Regions from separate parts of the Homo sapiens genome. Here region 2 is linked to region 1. Evidence: chromatin contacts called from ENCODE Hi-C or POLR2A ChIA-PET data. All regions are on one chromosome and are shown on one strand. Each heading gives the region's core, a stretch centred on a gene start or an enhancer-like site at or near the end of the contact. The rest is flanking DNA. Distances are from core to core; before and after follow the strand shown. Region 1 has its middle 700 kb from the start of QKI. Region 2 has its middle 670 kb from the start of MEAT6.

Evidence for each region. A loop is a pair of places that touch in the nucleus more often than their neighbours do. ChIA-PET counts read pairs that join two places held with the same protein, here RNA polymerase II (POLR2A). Pooled maps may share reads with other maps.
Region 2: a map of heart right ventricle shows a loop between it and region 1 (2.8-fold over the local background). The contact joins two enhancer-like sites. A Hi-C loop is called at or near these places in 4 of 168 maps with a recorded cell type or tissue (Right ventricle myocardium inferior, cardiac septum and heart right ventricle) and 5 of 50 pooled maps. POLR2A ChIA-PET finds 5 or more read pairs at or near these places in 4 of 52 experiments (T-cell, WTC11, activated CD4-positive, alpha-beta T cell and 1 more).

The regions. Positions count from the first base shown.
Region 1 is chr6:164,107,186-164,113,065 of GRCh38, forward strand. No RefSeq gene overlaps it. Among named protein-coding and RNA genes, the nearest start is that of QKI, 700 kb to the left of the region's middle. RefSeq lists an enhancer at 932-1,226. Within about 2 kb of position 2,671, at least 12 of the 41 ENCODE cell types and tissues checked have a DNase peak (open chromatin) inside an H3K27ac peak, as active enhancers do; they include heart right ventricle, where a contact is called at or near this core.
Region 2 is chr6:164,149,167-164,154,723 of GRCh38, forward strand. No RefSeq gene overlaps it. Among named protein-coding and RNA genes, the nearest start is that of MEAT6, 670 kb to the right of the region's middle. Within about 2 kb of position 2,832, at least 7 of the 41 ENCODE cell types and tissues checked have a DNase peak (open chromatin) inside an H3K27ac peak, as active enhancers do; they include heart right ventricle, where a contact is called at or near this core.

The DNA.
Region 1 (5,880 bases), core at 1,421-3,920:
GCTGAGAATTACGAATTCCTTCATTTTACATTTTTGCTTAAATTCTATTTCTGTAATCAAAGAAATAGGGATTTTCTGATATTTCTAAAACAGCACTTACGGGTTGTTTGTTAGGTTAAGTGGACTCGCACCTGGGAAGGAGCACAGTGGGGTGGCTAAGAGCGTGAGCTGTTGATCTAGTCTACCTGCGCTCAGGGGCTGGCCCTGCTGTTGACTTCTCATGTGGTTCTCAGCAAGTTATTAAACATGTGCTCCTCAGTGTCTTCATCTGAAAAATGTACCTGCCTGAGATCTCCTGGGAGGGTTAACTGAGATATTACCTGGAACTGCCATTACCTGACATTCAATAAATGTTAGCTATTATTATTAGAATGAAGACAGCACCCAAAAACGTACACTTCCGTGAACTCTTGCTTCAACATGTTTGTGCTTCAAGATCTCGCCAAAGTCAAACTAATTTGGCTTTGGAGATTTAGAAAAAGGTGGTGTGGTCTTGCTGGGACCTGATTCGCCAAGCACCAACTCACCGTGTGTTTGTGGCTGATGCAATGGCTGGAAATAAGAGGCTGTAGAGAACTGAATGCCTGCAGAGTGGAGTCATGGGATGGACTTTATTTGTAGACGGCTGATTAAATTCTGACCCAAGTTAACTTGGGATGGCTTTTAAGTGGCCTGTGTGGATGCATTTTGGGCTCAAGCCCAGCTCTTAGAGAACAGGTGTCCACCAAGAATGTTGGCACTGGTCTTGGAAGCTTTTGTGGGAGACAAAGCCTGGGATTAATCCAAGGGTCCTTAGATCCCCCACCTTGGGGAAAGGCCCACTGGGCAGTGGTCTCAGACCTAAAAGTGGGGACACTGGCTATAAATGGTGGGGTGGAGAAAAACACACAATGATGGTTTCCAAAGCTTGTCAGTTGCCAATGTTTTAGAAAAGTAAAATGTAATGGTGAGGAGCTGGGGAGTCAATGCTTCCAATAGTAGTGGTGACACTGAATTTGGTGCTTGTGATGACATGTTGAATATTCAGCTCACCCGTCAAACCACATCTCTTGAAGCCTGAAGTCCCAGGGATCAGAGCTGATAAGTCTGAGCAGCTTTCCTGAGTCACTCAGTCCTGGGACCCAGCAGCGAGCACATGTTTCCCGTTGCCTGTCCTGACCCTCGCTTCTGTTGGGACCTATACCTGCTTTATCACTGAATGCTGAGATGACATATTTTTCCCATGTTGTAAACACACCAACATGTATTTTTCCAGGAGCCTAATTGTAAAGAGCAGTCAGACTTGGAGGAAATGGTTACTAAATTTGTCTGAATCGGAAATGCACCTCCTTTAGTGGATATGAGATGGAACGTCGCAGTTGCTTCCTAAAGGTCTCCTTTTCATCATCCTCCTGACCTTTTATAAAAGAAAGAAGCAAAGAGAAGAATGAAAAATGCACGAGTCACTGTTTTACTTCTTTCAACTCCCATCGCTGATGTTGACATGGACCAACAGAGATTTGAAATAAAGCCAGTGTAGCGGGAGGAGTGGTGAACTCCAGAATTTTGGGACTAATCCCCACCATCAAAGGCTGGGCTGTGTGGTACAAGAAAAGCAGGATGTCAGTGAGAATCCGGCATTGATCTCCCCCGTCTACAAACATGAATCAAGACGAAGTTTGCCCCTGCACCCCACCTCACCCTCCCTCTCAACAGGGCCATGCACTTGCTTCTCCTTCCAGAGGAGGGGCGTCCCCGTGCTGCTGGAAGAAGCACTTGGAACACTTTCTCTTTTGCTTCTCTTTTTTTGGGAGGTTGTTGTTTTTGTGGTTGCCATTGACTTCGAGTGTGGCTGGGGGTGAGTTGCCCAATAGTTGTGGTACGTCTCAGACACTCTGTCACCCAAATATGGAACTGTGGCAGCAGAAACACCTTATGAAAATAGCATGAAAATGTGTAATGTGCCATAAATAAACAGAAAGAGACCGCCAGGAAGCTGTGCTAATCACCGCTTTGATGTCGCCTGAATTACTGTATTTTTTAAGGGCCTCGTGTTTCTGCTTGTTTGTTGCGACTCAGCTGCCACTGCTCTATGAAAGGTTGGATCCAGTTTTCCAGCTCTTCTCCCCTTTGCAGTGACAGCTGTTGTCCCTTGACTCATAGGAAAGCGATTTCTCCACCCTTCCCTGACTCCCAGCCCTTTCCTGGCAGGACTCCTGCGAACCTTACTCTTCGTCCCTGCCCTGAGGTGGCCGAGGGTGAGGACGGCCGCTTGGCCTGAGTCCATGCGCTCCCAAAGTTCCTGTGTCATTTGCCAGCCGGTCCCAGGACTCTGCAGCAACGTCCTATTTTTAATCTCTGGTAACCTGGCCTTCTCTTATTTGGCCATGTCATGTCGGGAAATGGAAGTTTGGCTTGACTTATGTAGCAAAGAGCTTGTAGGAGCACAAGCCCCTCGCTGAGCAGAGCTTGCAGGAAGAAAGCCCCAGATCCTTCAGTTTTGGGTTGCCAGGGCTTTCTGGCTTTGCCTACACCTGGCAGTCACTCAAAAAAAGTCCCAATCCTGAATTGCTTCTCATAAGTCTACATGTTCTTAGGTTTGATAAGAGCTCAAGGCTGCTCTCCTTGATTTTAAGATTCTATGATGTCACAAAGCGCAGGTGAATGCCAGACACTGTTTCCTTTCTGTAACTACCCAGGTAACCACTTGCACAAGTGACCTGTGGGCAGCCCTGGTGCAAGTTCCGTCCATGCCCGGGGCAATCCCGGCTCCACTGCTGGGTCCAGGAACGCCCTCTTGTGGTTGGAAGAGCTTTGACCGACTTTATTTTTTTTAAAAAAGAATTACATTATTAAACATTTTCTCAATTTTTGTGTTTTATCTAGTCTTGGGAGTGAAAAATGCTAGTTTTTAGTTGAGGATAAGTAGGGGGGAGAGAAATTAGAGGTAGTTTTACCATCATCATCATTGCTGTATTCAAGCCCCAGTCCACCGAGCTTGTCCTTCCAGCCTGGACATTGAAGACGTCTCTTTAATGGTCTCTTTGCCTTCTGGATTCTGTGCCCTCACCTGCGTCAAAATTAAACTAAATTTTCTTGAAACACTTTGTTTGTTTTTGTCCCTGCTTTGTTCAGAAAATGTGAAAAGCTGCCCTCTGGATAATTTAAAGGCTGAACCCTTCATAGGCTCTAGGTTCTTCTAGAGTCTTCGTAAACCCAGTTCGTCCTCTCCCAGGAGCGTCTCTGTCCATCTCACCACGAGGTCCTCATCGTGGCCCTTTGTGGAGGCTTCCACTTTAATCCCTCGAAGTTTGCAATTCATGTGTTTTTGCATCTTTTATCTTATGAAAACAATGATCTATCTCCCTATCTAGATGATCGCTCATGGGAAGGGGCCAACTCTTCACTTTTTCTTCCTCTTTGGTTCATATCAACGGCAGCAGCAATGGTGATAATGATACATGTGGCTCTTTCACTACCCACCAGGCACTGGAGAAACTCTGTGTGAGCATCAGTTTACCTAATCTCACAGAACACTGTGGCGTCCACATTATTAGTCCCATGTGACAGCTGGAGCAGCAGAGGTGTAGACAGGTCCTGGAGGTTGTCCTGGTTGTAAGTGAGTAGGAGAGGAGGCCAGTGCGGCATGCAGGACTGCGCTCCTGACCGTGTTGTCTGTCTTACAAAAGACCCTGTGATATGAGTTTGTTTCGACAGTCATAATCGCAAACATAACGATGAAACGTTAAAGTTGTCTGCTTTCAGACACGAATATAGAAAAAGATTTGGAAAAATAAAGCTTATTTAAAAATATTATACATTATTGAATATACAAGAAAATATATGACAAATGCAAATTAAGTTCTATCTCTCTGATGCACTCTCGTGGGTAGATAAATGATCATTACATCTTACGAAGCTGCTGCCTCTGAGTGGCAGAGAGCCCAACCAAAGGGGCTTCAACAGCAAGGAAACTGGCCACCCTCACTTGGTGGGCTTTGGGATTTACTCAACTGACAGCTCCATCTCCAACAGCATGCGGCGCTCGGGCCCATCTTTCCACTGGTGGCTGCTGGCGAACTAAGATGTAGGTTTGAGACCCACGTTTGGGCAGACAATGTTGAGAGGAGGAGCAGACAGTGGCTCGCAGAAGCTCTTCCAGAGCAGCTGGAAAAGACCTTCTCAGGATTCTCCAGTGGAGCTCACCCTTGTCCCCACCTATCCTCAAGAACCCCGCACAGTCGGGCTTAAATAGGGATGTTTAAAGAGGGTTCCCTCAATGGCAGCAACAACTGGGACACTGCTAAAAAGGAGGGAGGGAGGTTTGCGGTACAGGGATGACACTCCTGGCGTGGCATGTTAGAACTCAGGGTATGCTTTTGTTTCTTCACTTGTGTTTCTCACTTGGCCTTCTTCACTTGGGATGAATGTACTGTGGGATGGCAAGTTCACATTTCTCTCTCTGTAAGAGAAAGAGTTGGTATCTCACTTCAGAGGGACTACCAGTGTGTAAGAAGTCAGCCGGAAGCCATGCACGGGGCCCAGCCAGCATCAGCTCCTTTCTGCCTGTTTCTGACTCCTGACTGCACCCCTCTCCTTCGTCATGGAGCCAGACCATGCCTGTTGAGCACTTGCCCTGTGTCTCTGTTCTAAGTGTGGGGACACAGTGGCAAGACAGACTGGCCAGGTGCTCACTCTCAGCTCAGCTGTGGAGCTGGGGAGCTCACAGCTCAGAGAGGGAAAAGGGCTGTGGACTAAAGAACAAAAGGGTCACTATGAATGGTGGTGTTCAGACTTACACATTTCAAGATGGCTCCAGGAGAGCATCAAATCAAGCTCAGGGCCCTTCTGAGTGTGGGCCTCATGCAGCTGTGTTGACTTTGCACCCGTGGCAACACCTCTGGTCAGGACACCTGTCCAAGGAGGTGACATTTGGATTAGATCATAGTGAGAGCTGGGATAGAACATTCCAGCAAAGTCCTAGTGGGGTGAGCATCCTGACTTGTGAAGGACCCAGTGAGAAGGGGCAGCTAGGGCAGGTGGTGCAAGTAAGAGCAGAAGAGGGGGCAGGTGCCTGGGATGGTGGGGGCTTTGGGGTGCTTCCCCAGGTTCAACACCACATGGTTCAGGATGACAGCTGCATGGATTGTATTCTCTGCTGATGGGGGGCTGATATGGTTTGCTGTGTCCCCACCAAATCTCATCTGGAATTGTAGTTCCCATAATCCCCATGTGTCATGGGAGGGACTCTGTGGAAGGTAATTGAATCATGGGGGCTGTTACCCCCATGCTGCTATTCTCGTGATAGTAAGTCAGTTCTCACGAGATCTGATGGTTTTATAAGGGGCTTTCCTCCCCTTTGCTCAGCACTTCTCCTTCCCGCCACCATGTGAAGAAAGTTGTGTTTGTTTCCCCTTCAGCCATGATTGTGAGGCCTCCCAGCCATGTGGAACCATGAATCCTTTAAACCTCTTTTTCTTTATAAATTACCCAGTCTGGGGTATGTCTTTATTAGCAGCATGAGAACTGACTAATACAAGGGCTTAAGCAGAGGCGTGTCCTGATCCAACGTATGTCCCCTAGAAGATCCCTTGGAGCAAAAATGCTTTCTGGGTAGGATGATGACGATTGGTTCAGAGGCTGGTCCAGTTGCTCAGAAAAAGAATTATCTAGCATAAAACTGAACAAGAGTTTTTATATATACTGAAGAATGTTTCCATACATGGGCTGATATTTATCATATTTATTAAAATATAGATTATACCATGGTACTTGCATGGACTTTGCACACCTACGTAAGGTTGATATGGTTTGACTGTCCCCACCCAAATCTCATCTTGTACCTCCCATAATTCCCACGTGTTGTAGGAGGGACCCAGTGGGAGACGATTGAATCATGGG
Region 2 (5,557 bases), core at 1,582-4,081, 42 kb after region 1:
CAAAAAAACAGAGAACAGCCCAGGCCTATGCTTGTTACAAGGAAAACAAAAGTCTGTGAAATCAAAAGACTTGGGTTGATTTCCTAACCTTATATCATTTGTGGCACTCTAAGTGTGAATAAATGTTCTTTACAGACTGCTAAAAATGTCCTCCAAAATGTTCATCTTAACTGAATAACACAAGTAAGAGTGTTGCTTGTCATCTACTTTGAATCAATCAATGCAGACCTCACCCAGGACAAAGTTTAGAACTTTCTCCACAAGGTTAAAAACAGTACTCATGGCTGGGCACAGTGGCTCAAGCCTGTAATCCCATCACTTTGAGAGCCCGAGGTGGGCGAATCACCTGAGGTCAGGAGTTTGAGACCAGCCTGGCCAACATGATGAAACCCCATCTCTACTAAAAATACAAAAATTAGCCGGGCGTGATGGTGGGCACCTGTAATCCCAGCTATCGGGAGGCTGAAACAGGAGAATAGCTTGAACCCGGGAGGCAGAGGTTGCAGTGAGCCGAGATTGTGCCACTGCACTCCAGCCTGGGTGACAGAGTGAGACTCTGTCTCAAAAAAACGAAAACAAAAACAAGAAAAACATAGTACTCATGCAAGGTAGATAAAAATCTGTTGCATACACTCTACATGGCTTCACAATGGCATTTTAGCACTTTGAGATACGCTAGTTTAAAAGCTTAAAACCATAGAAATCTTATTCTACAGCCTGTTGGTCTGTTGTTTAGATTTAATTTATATTTAATTAGATATAGGGTCTACGATGGTTTGGTAAAAACAATGATCATTTGGTAAAATAGAAAGGTTAAGCTATTAGACTATGACTATGACGTTAATAGAAATGTGTGCCATGTCTGTGGGTTCTGTCTGTCTCTCAGTCTCTCTATGTCTCTTTCTGTCTTTCTCTGTCTTCATAGCTGGGTGTATTGCATTTTTTCCTCCAACAGAGTTAGAAAAACGGAAGAAGATTGAATGAAGGAGAATCTTAGTGTTCCTGGTTCAGACTCAGACACAGATGCAAGGGCAGCTGAATGAGGATTACAGGAATCTGGGGAAGGGGAAGGCTTGAAATCCTATTTTTGAATGCGGCAGAGTGCAGAATGGAGAGCTTGTTTTCCTTAAGAAAGTCCTGCTGCGGGATGACAGCAGTGGCAGAGGAGGGCTTGCCACAATCAGCAGCTTCATAGGAACTGGTAAATGGGGAGAGGTCTTAATCTGGGTACTTAGCAGCGTTTGACAATCAGCAGTGTCCGGCTTCCCAGGATAAAGAAGATCTGGTGGCAAAAAGGACTTCGGAAAAGCGCGCCTCCAGTGCTAATCAGCAGTGAGTGCATTTGTTGAACACGCTTTGTGAAATGGAAATGCCTACATGCTTCTTTTGTTAAGACATTTTATAGACCTTTCCCTCTCTTTCCCTTTTGCTTAGGAGTGGGGAAATCAAGAAACCCAGACCTGCACATTTCCAGGCCCTCTTTCTAGGGTGGCAGAGCCTGGCTGGTGGGGTGGCTGTCAGCTGTCTCCGTGGGAAGACCATCCACCCTGTCCACCAGGGTGTGGAGGGCTTTCCAGGCTTCTTTTAACACAGAAGGAAGGAATTGAATACAATTCACATGTAAAGACAGAGATGAACTGGAAAGTTTGAGGTCATCCAATCATCTCACCAGTTTTTTCATTTTATATTTTAGGGAATGTGTAAAAACTGCAGAGATTTCATACAACCATGATATTTTCAATGGCTTTGTGTGAGGTTAAATCCAATTTGTACTAGTTCTACTCACTATTAGCTCCTTTCACCCTTGGGCACCTTCTCTATACACACACCCCAGTTACGAGCCATCCATGCTGGTGTCTGGCCCTTTGCTCTTTGAGGGCAGAGCATGGAGGTGGTCTTGCCACGGCTCGGTATTCCTCCTTGCGGTGGACAGGGAAGGCTGTTTCACTAGAGCAGTCAGATAATATGATCAGGAAAGCACTATGTTGAAAAAGAAGGCTTTGATGGAAGGGAGAGTGGGGGCTGAAAGAGCACTTCCTGCCTGGGGTGCCCAGGCAAGCCCAGGGGCTGTGGACAAAGGGATTGTTTGCTCTCTCTTTACAAGGCAGGATGGCTGCTGGAGCCAAATTGCCCGCCACAGTTTGCAGATGGCTGCCAAAGTCCTGTCCCCTTCTTAATAGGGATATTTGTCTTTGGGAAACACTTGAAGTTCTACTTCTGTGGTTTCTAGGGCATGAGAATTTTCAGTCCTGGAAAAAGAATTTTAAAAAAGTCCTTTTCTTTGCTAGCAAATACAGAGGCTGACCGCCCCCCAGCCTAGGGCTAGCTTTGTTTTTAGCTCAGAGGTTGTCTTTAATCCAAGCCAATGGAACAAAAGCTGATTATCTCACCTTTAAATAGAGGGATTTCAGCAGAAACAGTGAAGCGTTCTGGGGAGGAGAAGTGGGAGGCAGTCAGGATGTCCCTCCACAGTCCCCGGGCACCCTGCCACCAAGGAAGCGCATGAGAAAGAACACACGCGCACACAGAAGCCACCACGGCAGACACTGGACACATTCTTCATAGCTGCTTGTATTTATAGAACAAGGAGACGAATTAAACAGCTATATTAATTCATTTGTTAGAAGAAACTCTGGTTTCTCAACTAACAGTTTATCTGTTTATGCATGCAGAATGTCATGCAGATAGTTAGGTTTGCTAAAGGTAATTTTCCTCCTCTGTCTTCACAATCTGGCGCTAAATGCTGCGGCTGTTTTTCAGGAAGGCGCTGTCCTTGACTGTTTCTGAATCTTTGCAAATCCGAAGCAACGCCTGTCTTCAAAAGAGGAGGCCGACCCTTTCAGCGAAGCAGGGACTGAACTAGCGCAGGTCAAAACCGGTGTGTCTGCTTTGGTTGTGATACAACTTAACACGTTCTTTAACTTCAACCTTGGACCTCATTTTATTATTAAAAACACTAAAAGAAAACTTTCTTTTGTGATATCAGGAAATTCACTTTTTGTGCTTCAGGTTCTCCATCTGTAAAACGGAATAGACAAGCACCTCCTACTTGAAAGATTGATAATATCTATCAAAATTTATTATGATCTCTGAATTATGAAAGATTTCTTGTTAAAGTATATTTTATATACAAACACACACTTGGCTTCCAAGTTATTATTGAAAATATGCAAATTTATCTTGGGCGCATTTTAATAATAAAAATTGATCATCATGTATTGAGAATCATATAATAATCACAGTACTAGCTACTTTAAATACATCATTTTCTTTCATTTATATAGCCCTGCTATATGTAGGTATATAAGCCTCATTTTATAGGTAAGAAAATTAAAATCCTAAAAGTTGATAGACCTATCCACATGCATGTAGTAAGTGGTGGCCCTGAGATTCAAATCCAAAGATTCCAAAGCCTGCCCACTTAATCATGACCGTGTACTCACAGTGAAAAATCCCCTGTACCTCAATGATACCCAGTGTTTGCATGGCTTGCCTCTGTGAGACATAGATAGAGCTCATTAATGGCGGGCACAATTTTTTAGGTCCACAGACTTTATTTCCTGTTAAGATTGCAACGAAAAGCAAAATGCACCCGTAGCTTGGCCCCAGAGCACAATTCCTGCACAGTAATTAAGTGAAACCACAAGGCATGTGGCTCACCCCACCCACAGAAGGATGATGAGTTTTTCTGTTCAAATGATGGTACTAGACCTGTTCTTCAGGAATCTCTGCCTTGGATAATAAAGTCCCTTCTTTTAAAATACCAAACTTTGTGCCAGGAGAAGCTAGATCCCTCTTAAACATGGAAGTGTTGACTTTGAAGCATGGATACTTGGTAAAATGGTTTAAAAACTGATGCAAAAGAGCAATCAGGACTAGCTCAGCAAGTTGAGAGAAAGCCCGTGTTGTGATCATACACGGAAATATCATAATGAGCTCAGCTCTTCTGACAACATGTCACAGTAAATAGAGAGATGCTTTTGTTGGGAATAAACATTTTTTTGGCACTTTCTGCGTTTTCCTGATTCACTGTGTACCATTAAACTTTTTACAATGCTTAGTTTATTTTAGGGACAAGACATTACATTCAAATTACATCTTGAATGAGATTTACTCAGTTCACATCTCATTGAGGGAATATCTCATTATCCAAGCTCTTATTTCTAATGTAGATGAATGAACCACACCTTAATGGCAGGTTAGAAAATGTTAGGTTGATTCTGTTGTCCAGAAATATCCTTGTGTCAAAGTTATTTTTTGATCTTACATATTTCTCATTGCTGGACATTTTTTTGGAGAAGGGCCTGCGAAATATTAATGTGTGTGTATGTACATTTCCCAAAGTAATAAAATTGATAAAGAGTCCCTGCTCAGCCCCAAGCCATAATTTAATATTTCACTGTTGATTACTGACACTATATTTTCAGTGAAACTTGTACTTGTGTCACACTGGGTATAAATGGTGTTTCAAGCTCTGCCAGAAAATCTTGCAAACCCTGACTTGCACCGAATCTCAAACTGGGCTGTCTATAACTCCCCGCCTCCTTGTCTTCCTGCTATTGGCTACATATTTTCAAGGAGAAGTCAAATCTGTATAGAAACAGAAAGCCTTTACTTGCCATTAATTTGAAAGAAAATTATATCACTCGATTTTCTTCCTTCACCTGCAGATAAGCATTTTGCAGCATTTTTTTTAAAGTGCAAAGGGTATCTTCTCAATGGAAGCTCTTGTGCAGTTCTTCCTGGCTTCCCACACAGGAGCAGAGGGTTTTATTTATTATTAGTTTTTAAATTGTCATCTCCTTGTGCTCCTCTCTACTTGAGGTTAGGGTTCACTATTTTCTAAGAGTATAGTGTACCACTAAAGAAAACTGAAAGGAGGTATTTTTTAAAGTGATAAATAGGATTTTCAATCTAAATGAATTAAATGATTTGGGTTTAAAAAGAAAGTCAAACAATTATAACTTAAGACTGATAGTTTCATATTGGTAGAGTGTTAGAGAACCTATACATTTGTTTACTATGTATGTTCTTTAGAGAAGGAGACACAATCAAATTCCTTTAGTTGTATAATTTGAAGTCAGGTAATATAATACCTGATGCTTTTATTCTTTTTGCTCAGAATTGCTTTGGCTATTGAGGCTGTGGTTTTTTTGGTTCCATATGAATTTTAGGGTTGTTTTTTCTAATTCTGTGAAGAATGATATTGGTAATTTGATAGGAGTTACATTGACTCTGTAGATTACTTTTGTCGGTATGGCCATTTTAACGATGTTGATTCTTCTGATCCATGAGCATGGGATATTTTTCCATTTGTTTGTGTTATCTATTATGTCTTTCACCAGTGTTTTGTAGTTCTCTTTGTAGAGATCTTTAGCGTCCTTGGTTAAATGTATTCCTAGGTATTTTATTGGATTTTTATTGCCATTATAAATAGGATTGAGTTCTTGATTTGGTTCTCAGCTTGAACATTATTGTTGTATAGAAATGCTGCTGAATTTTACACATGGATTTTGAATCCTGAAACTTTGCTAAAGTCTTTATTCAAATAGAGGAG